Linked DNA regions of Homo sapiens: region 1 is linked to region 2. The links are chromatin contacts, found by Hi-C or POLR2A ChIA-PET in ENCODE. All regions are on one chromosome and are shown on one strand. The core of a region is the stretch at or near the end of the contact, and the rest is flanking DNA. Distances in the headings are between cores, read along the strand shown.

Region 1 (3,576 bases), core at 429-2,928, 320 kb after region 2:
TTGAGAACACAAAATTTAAAGGCAGGATACAGAAAAAAATACCTTAAAATATAATGACAAGACAGTCTTGCAAGCAAAGAAATGCAAAGTTATTATAGTTACCATAATGAAAAATCACAAGAAAGAGACATCTTTTAAGGTGAAACATGAGTAACAGTAAATTGCCAAATAAATAATATTATAGGCATATACGACATGAACAAAAGTAACAGAAAAAACCCATAGTGGACCTAGGCAACTAAATTAATTTGATATGCTTAAAGCATAAAATGGTGGCGAAAGGGGCTGAACTACAGTTAAAAAAAAAAGTTGGATAAGGGACGGGATTATGACGGCTATTTCCGCCCATGCAAAAAAGTACATTTTAGCTGTTTAGTAATGAGGAACCACTGGGGAAGTTTCAGTAAGGGAATGACATGTATACATCTCGTTTGGAAAGATCACTGTAGAAACTATCTGAAAGATACACTGGAGAAGGCGCAGGCTACTGTCAGTCCAATAAAAATGCCAGTCTATTGCAATCTATAGACTACCTCATCCAACAAAAACAGAATGCACATTCTTTTCAAGCTCGCACGTAACATTTCACCAAGGTGGACAACATTCTGGGCCATAAAATACAATCTAACAAACTTAAGAGAATAGCAATCATATGGCGTCTGCTCTAAGACCACAACAGAATTAAACTACAACTAATAACAGAATGGTAGCTAGAAAATATCTCAAAATACTTGGATATTAAACAACACACTTCTAAACAATAATGGTTCAAAGAATTTTTTTTTTTTTTTTTTTTTTTAAAGACAGAGTTTCACTCTGTCACCCAGGCTGGAGTGCAGTGGCACAATCTTGGCTCACTGCAACCTCTGCCTCTGGAGTTCAAGTGATTCTTATGCCTCAGCCTCCCACATAGCTGGGATTACAGGTGCATGCCACCATGCCCGGCTAATTTTTGTATTTTTAGTAGAGATGGGGTTTTGTCATGTTGCCCAAGCTAGTCTCAAACTCCTGAGCTCAAGTAATCCGCCACTTTAGCCTCCCAAAGTGCTGAGATTATAGGCGTGAGGCACCACACCCAGTCCAAAGAAGAAATCTTAACAGAAATTTTAAAATATATTGAACTAAATGAAAATAAAAATACAACTATCAAAATCTATGCAATGTAGCTAATGCAGTGCTTAGAGGAAAATTTATAGTATGAATGCATATATTAGAAACAAAAAATCTAAAATGAATACGCTTCCACTTTAGGAAAGTAGAAAAAGAAGAGCAAATTAAATCCGAAACAAGCAGAAAAAAATTATAAAAATTAGAGCAGAAATAAATGAAACTGAAAATAGGAAATAGAGGGAAAAAAATCAAGAAAATCAAAAGCTGTTTCTTTGAAAATATCAATAAAATAAGCAAGCCTCTACCACTGGGCAGGGGGAAATGCAGAGTTGTTCGAACATGAGTTTCAGTTTCAGTTTTGCAAGATGAAAAAGTTCTAGAGATCTGTTGTACAACAATGTCAATATAGTTTGCACTACTAAAATGGACACTTAAAAATTGTTGCTCTCTCCTCTGCTCGCATTTTCACTCTGCCATGCCCTGCTCTGAAGAGACACCCACCGTTACCCCCAGCAAACAGGCTGGTTTGCAGAGGAAGGCAGCATGCAGCTCCGTTTTGCCCCATTCTCTGAGCAGGCCACAACCCTGACTCAGGGATCCACACAGGCCACAGGCTATGACCTCAACGGTGCCTATGATGATACAATACCACCTATGGAGAAAGCTCTAGGGAAAATGGACATTCAGATAGCTCTTCCTTCTGGATGTTACAGAAGAGTAGCTCCATGGTTTGGATTAGCTGCAAAACACTTTATTGATAGATGAAGATTACTGAGGAAATGTTGGTGCTGTACTGTTTAATTTTGGCAAAAAAAAGTTTAAAGTCAGAAAAAGTGATCGTATTGCACAGCTCATTTGTGAATGAATTTTTAATCCAGAAATAGAAGTTCAAGCTTTGGATGATGCTGAAAGGCATTCAGAAGAGTTAGGTTCTATTAGAAAGTATTAAAATTTATGCTAAGAATAGAAAATGAGAACTCATACCTTTTTCTTAAAAGAGTTTTTGCTTAAAGCATTTTGGTAAAACTTCTGTAATCTTAATAGCTTTACCTTCTAAAAGTACTGCATTTTCTTATGATCAAAGAAAAGAGTACCTCTGTTCAGATCACACAGAAATTTTTTCTGCTGATAGTTGTATGTAAATCTGCTTTGTCCTGATATAAGACAGTGTCTTTTTAAAATCAAATGTACATCAATTACAGACCCCAAAAAACCCTATATAATTTAACTTAGTAAATGATACACCAAAAAAAAGGGAATTGTTAAGACAGTAATTTTTTTAAATTACTGTCTTAAGACAAGAAAAAAAGAAAAAAAGAGAAAACACAAATTACTAATATCAGAAATCAAAGAGAGGACATCACTATAAACCCCTGGACATTAAAAGGATAATAAAACAATACTATGAACTTTGTTCCCACAAATTTGACAACTTTATCAAAATAGACCAATTCCTTGGAAGACACAATCTGTCAAAACTCACACAAGAAGAATCAGATAATCTGAAGAGACCTATATTTATAGGAGAAATCAAATCAACAATAACTTTCCAAAACAGAAAGCACCAGACCCAAAGCAGTTCACTGGTGAATTCTACCAAACATTTAAGGAAGAAATTACATCAGTTCTCTACAATCTCTTCCAGAAGATATAAGCAGAGGGAATACTTGCTAATTTATTCTATGAGACCAGCATTACCCTAATACCAAAAACAGACAAAGACATCAAGAAAACTATAGACTAATATTTCTCATGAACACAAATGTAAAAATCCTCAAAATATGATCAAATCAAATCCAACCACATCTAAAAAGAACTATATACCACAAACAAGCAGGATTTATTCCAGGTATGAAAGTTGCTTCCATATTCAAAAATCAACTAATGTAATCCATTACATCATCAGGCTAAAGAGGAAAAAGTTACTGCAATGGGCTAGGTAAAGCTGGTGAATGTATGTATCAGAGCACAACTACAAGTAGTTATCCGCTCATTCACACCATGTGCCAACACCTGGACTACAGTGAAAAGTAAGACAAAACTCCTGTCCTTATGGAGTCTACAATCCATCAGAGAAGCATCGTACAAGTAAATCACAAGTCCCTATCACAGGGACTCAACCTAGAGTCAAGAGAAGTGACAGGCTGATGATGATGGAGCACTATCTAGAGGTTATAAAACAGGTATGAAGTATGACTGAGGGTAATATCTCAAGCAGGATATATTAAAGTCCTAAAGCAAAAGAAAAAGTACATGTTAGATGAACTGAAAGGAACCCAGGTTTGATATCATAGAAAGAAGAGACAAGAATTTACATGATGGTTGTGGTTTCACTGATTATTGGGTAAAAATAAAGGTAGAAGAAGGAAAAACATATGGGTGCTTATGAAACATCTTAAATGACGTCTGAGGTAGATAGGAAAGAGTAAAGGGCTGATATACTTTAAAAAGATAAACAGATCAAGC
Region 2 (3,191 bases), core at 211-2,710:
GATTCTCCTAAGGACCACGTAACCTAGATCCCTCACATGTGCAGTTCACAACAGGGTCCACACTCCTATGAGAATCTAATGCTGCCGCTGATGTGACAGGAGGCGGAACTCAGCTGTGCAGCCCAGTTCCTAACTGCACCTCCTGCTGTGCAGCCCGGTTCCTAACAGACCACAAACTGGTAGGGTTGGGGACCCCTGCCCCAGAGGTATTCTGACCACAGAGCACTGAAGATGAAATGAATTTGGCAACAGCTAGTATATATTCCCAAACTGGGCTTCCCCTATTGCCATAAGACACAAGTGAATTCAAGTCTTCTGGACTTAAAAATAGAAATAAGTAGATGGTGGCATCTTTTTTTTTTTTTTTGGAGACGGAGTCTTGCTCTGTCACCCAGGCTGGAGTGCAGTGGCGGGATCTCAGCTCACTGCAACCTCCGCCTCCTGGGTTCAAGCGATTCTTCTGCCTCAGCCTCCTGAGTAGCTGGGACTACAGGCATGCACCACCACGCCCAGCTAATTTTTGTATTTTTAGTACAGACAGGGTTTCACCATATTGGCCAGGCTGGCCTCGAACTCCTGACCTCATGATCCTCCCGCCTCAGCCTCCCAAAGTGCTGGGATTATAGGCGTGAGCCACTGTGCCCAGCTGACAGTGGCATCTTAAAAACTCTTTTGTTCCCTTGCAGGAAATTATATCTAGCCATGTCAATCTTTTCCCATCTTATTTGCTGCCTTATCATCCACTCGTTCATTCAACAGACATTTGCTGAACCCTGCACTGCTCAGGACATGGTTCTAGCACTCAAGGGAATGGCAGTCGGATTAAAGAAAGAGACATGCAAACAGGTTGTGAGAATTCATTGCCAGGTGTGGTGGCTCATGCCTGTAATCCTAGCACTTTGGGAGGCCGAAGTGGGTGGATTGCTTGAGCCTAGGTGTTTGAGACCAGACTCGGCAACATGGCAAAAGCCCATCTCTACAAAGAATACAAAAATTAGCTGGACATAGTGGCAAGGACCTGTAGTCCCAGCTACTTGGGAGGCTGAGGTGGGAGGATCACTTGAGCCCAGGAGGTCAAGGCTGCAGTGAGACTTGATTGCGCCACTGCACTCCAGCCTGAGTGACAGAGCAAGGCTTTGTCTCTAAAAAGAAAAAAAAAAAAGAATTAATCATGATGCCTGCATGATGGAAGGAAGCTAAGAAACCTATGAGAGGGATATCTACTTTGATTTTATGTGTAGCTTTGAAAGTCTGGCAAAGACATTTTCTGTGAGACACCAAGCACGTTGTGTGTGCATGTGTGTGTGTGCACGCACACGCTGCAGAGAACATAGAGACTTGCTAATGTATAGCTTGAACTGCAGTGATTTAGAAAACACACACTCCTCTATCCTCTATTTATATTGAGCCTTGATTTGAGGTGTCAGTGCTCCAGCACTGATGGCCAGAAGATGTCACTGCTAACCCATCAGAACCCAGCCTAAAGGGCTGTGGCCCAAGAAGCCCGGAATCCACTCCTCAGAGGCCTGATGGTGCAAATACTGCTGAGAAAGGGCTTCACGGGGTCTCAGCAACAAGCCCAAAAGTGAATCAAGGTTTCCTTATGCTGCTTCTTGGGTCCTCACTTGGTCAACATAAGGTTGCTGGTGCCTGTGTCAGCACACTCGGTAAATCTTTCACAGCTATTGTTAATGCTAGCCTGTAACTGAAACAATTACAAAATTGCTGACTTGGAAACAGAGGAAGTGGCGCAGGCCAGCCAGAAGCAAAGGTGATAGGGCCATTGTTGAGACACTGTTCACAGGGAACACCACAGCACCATGCCCATACCTCTGCCCACCTTGTGTCATCCCCTGTCAGCAGCACAGCGCCCCAACACACATGGATGTTAGCCCAGTCCCCTTCCCATGTGAAGATGGGCTCAACTCCTCATTTGTTTTCTTTTTTTTTTTTGAGACAGATGTTGCCCAGGCTGCAGTGGTGCAATGGTGTGATTTCGGCTCACTGCAACCTCCACTCCCCGGGTTCAAGCGATTCTCCTGCCTCAGCTTCCCGAGTAGCTGGGATTACAGGCATGCGTCATCACACCCAGCTAATTTTGTATTTTTAGTAGAGACGGGGTTTCTCTGTGTTGGTCAGGCTGGTCTCCAACTCCCGATCTCAGGTGATCTGCCCGCCTCGGCCTCCCAAAGTGCTGAAATTATAGGCGTGAGTCACCACGCCCGGCTCAACTCCCCATTTCTAAGAGGTGCAAGGAACACTTTGCATTAAAGCAGATAAGATGGCATGAGGAAGCATCATCTCTTTGTAGCAATGTGGCAGTCTGGCACGGCACTGAGACATGCTGTGTCCTAGTCACACATCAGGACCTAGGCCCAACACAGAGAGTTGGCCCTCCCCTTCAAAACCCATCACAGGTCCCACCTGGAGAGCTGATGATGCGCACTTGAGAAGAACTTTGTATCCAAACCTAACAAAGTCAGAGGGTCTGAAGCTCAGGATAAGAGTGCTGCCCTGAAATATATTTTTATCTGTGATGAACAAGTCCTCTCATGGGAAGTCCTGATGGAGAAAAGTGGCATGTCGCCTCGCCCCAGTATGTGATTTTTATTCAGATTCCAGTAACATCCATTGACATCTGTCACCAGCAAGGTGTTGACTGAGTAGGAAAACTGGCCATCCATGATGGCCTTTATATCGTTAGTTTTTCTGGTGATTGCAAGTTGCAGCAGCCTTTTATAAGTCAGGGTGCGTGGTGCTCTTGGACCTGAATTAATTTTATTTTAAAGCAGTATTCTTGGACTACATTCTTTGAGCAGTTTTTCCCTGAAACTAAATGAATTTAAGCCTCACCTTAAAGGTTAGTAGAATTAGATTTCTGCTCTCAAGCACTTCATGAGACCTTTAAAACCAGAACTCATTAATTCAACAACAACCTGGACCAAATACAAGAGCAGATGCTGACAGCTTACAAAGGGCCTCTATATCCACTGCCTTCCTTAACTCTTAGAATAAATATCCAATAGAGGATCACCATACCCATTTCTCAGGAGAGGAAACCGAGGCTCAGAGAAACAAAGTGACTTGCCCAAGGTGATACATGATCAGTGAGGCAGAGTCGGGCTCTGACTCTGGCCTCAGCTGCCTCTGAAAGATATAAGCCTGACCCCACGCTTGTACTTCCACTTTAA

Evidence for each region. A loop is a pair of places that touch in the nucleus more often than their neighbours do. ChIA-PET counts read pairs that join two places held with the same protein, here RNA polymerase II (POLR2A). Pooled maps may share reads with other maps.
Region 1: a pooled map shows a loop between it and region 2 (5-fold over the local background). The contact joins two enhancer-like sites. A Hi-C loop is called at or near these places in 5 of 50 pooled maps. POLR2A ChIA-PET finds 5 or more read pairs at or near these places in 3 of 52 experiments (OCI-LY7, PC-9 and activated naive CD4-positive, alpha-beta T cell).

What each region holds. Positions count from the first base shown.
Region 1 is chr3:125,309,298-125,312,873 of GRCh38, forward strand. All of the region lies in intron 4 of ZNF148 (zinc finger protein 148), which reads right to left. It also overlaps the pseudogene DUTP1. Among named protein-coding and RNA genes, the nearest start is that of ZNF148, 64 kb to the right of the region's middle. Within about 2 kb of position 1,679, at least 7 of the 41 ENCODE cell types and tissues checked have a DNase peak (open chromatin) inside an H3K27ac peak, as active enhancers do.
Region 2 is chr3:124,994,156-124,997,346 of GRCh38, forward strand. The region is part of intron 12 of HEG1 (heart development protein with EGF like domains 1); the gene reads right to left. Among named protein-coding and RNA genes, the nearest start is that of HEG1, 60 kb to the right of the region's middle. RefSeq lists a silencer at 1,250-1,544. Within about 2 kb of position 1,461, at least 12 of the 41 ENCODE cell types and tissues checked have a DNase peak (open chromatin) inside an H3K27ac peak, as active enhancers do.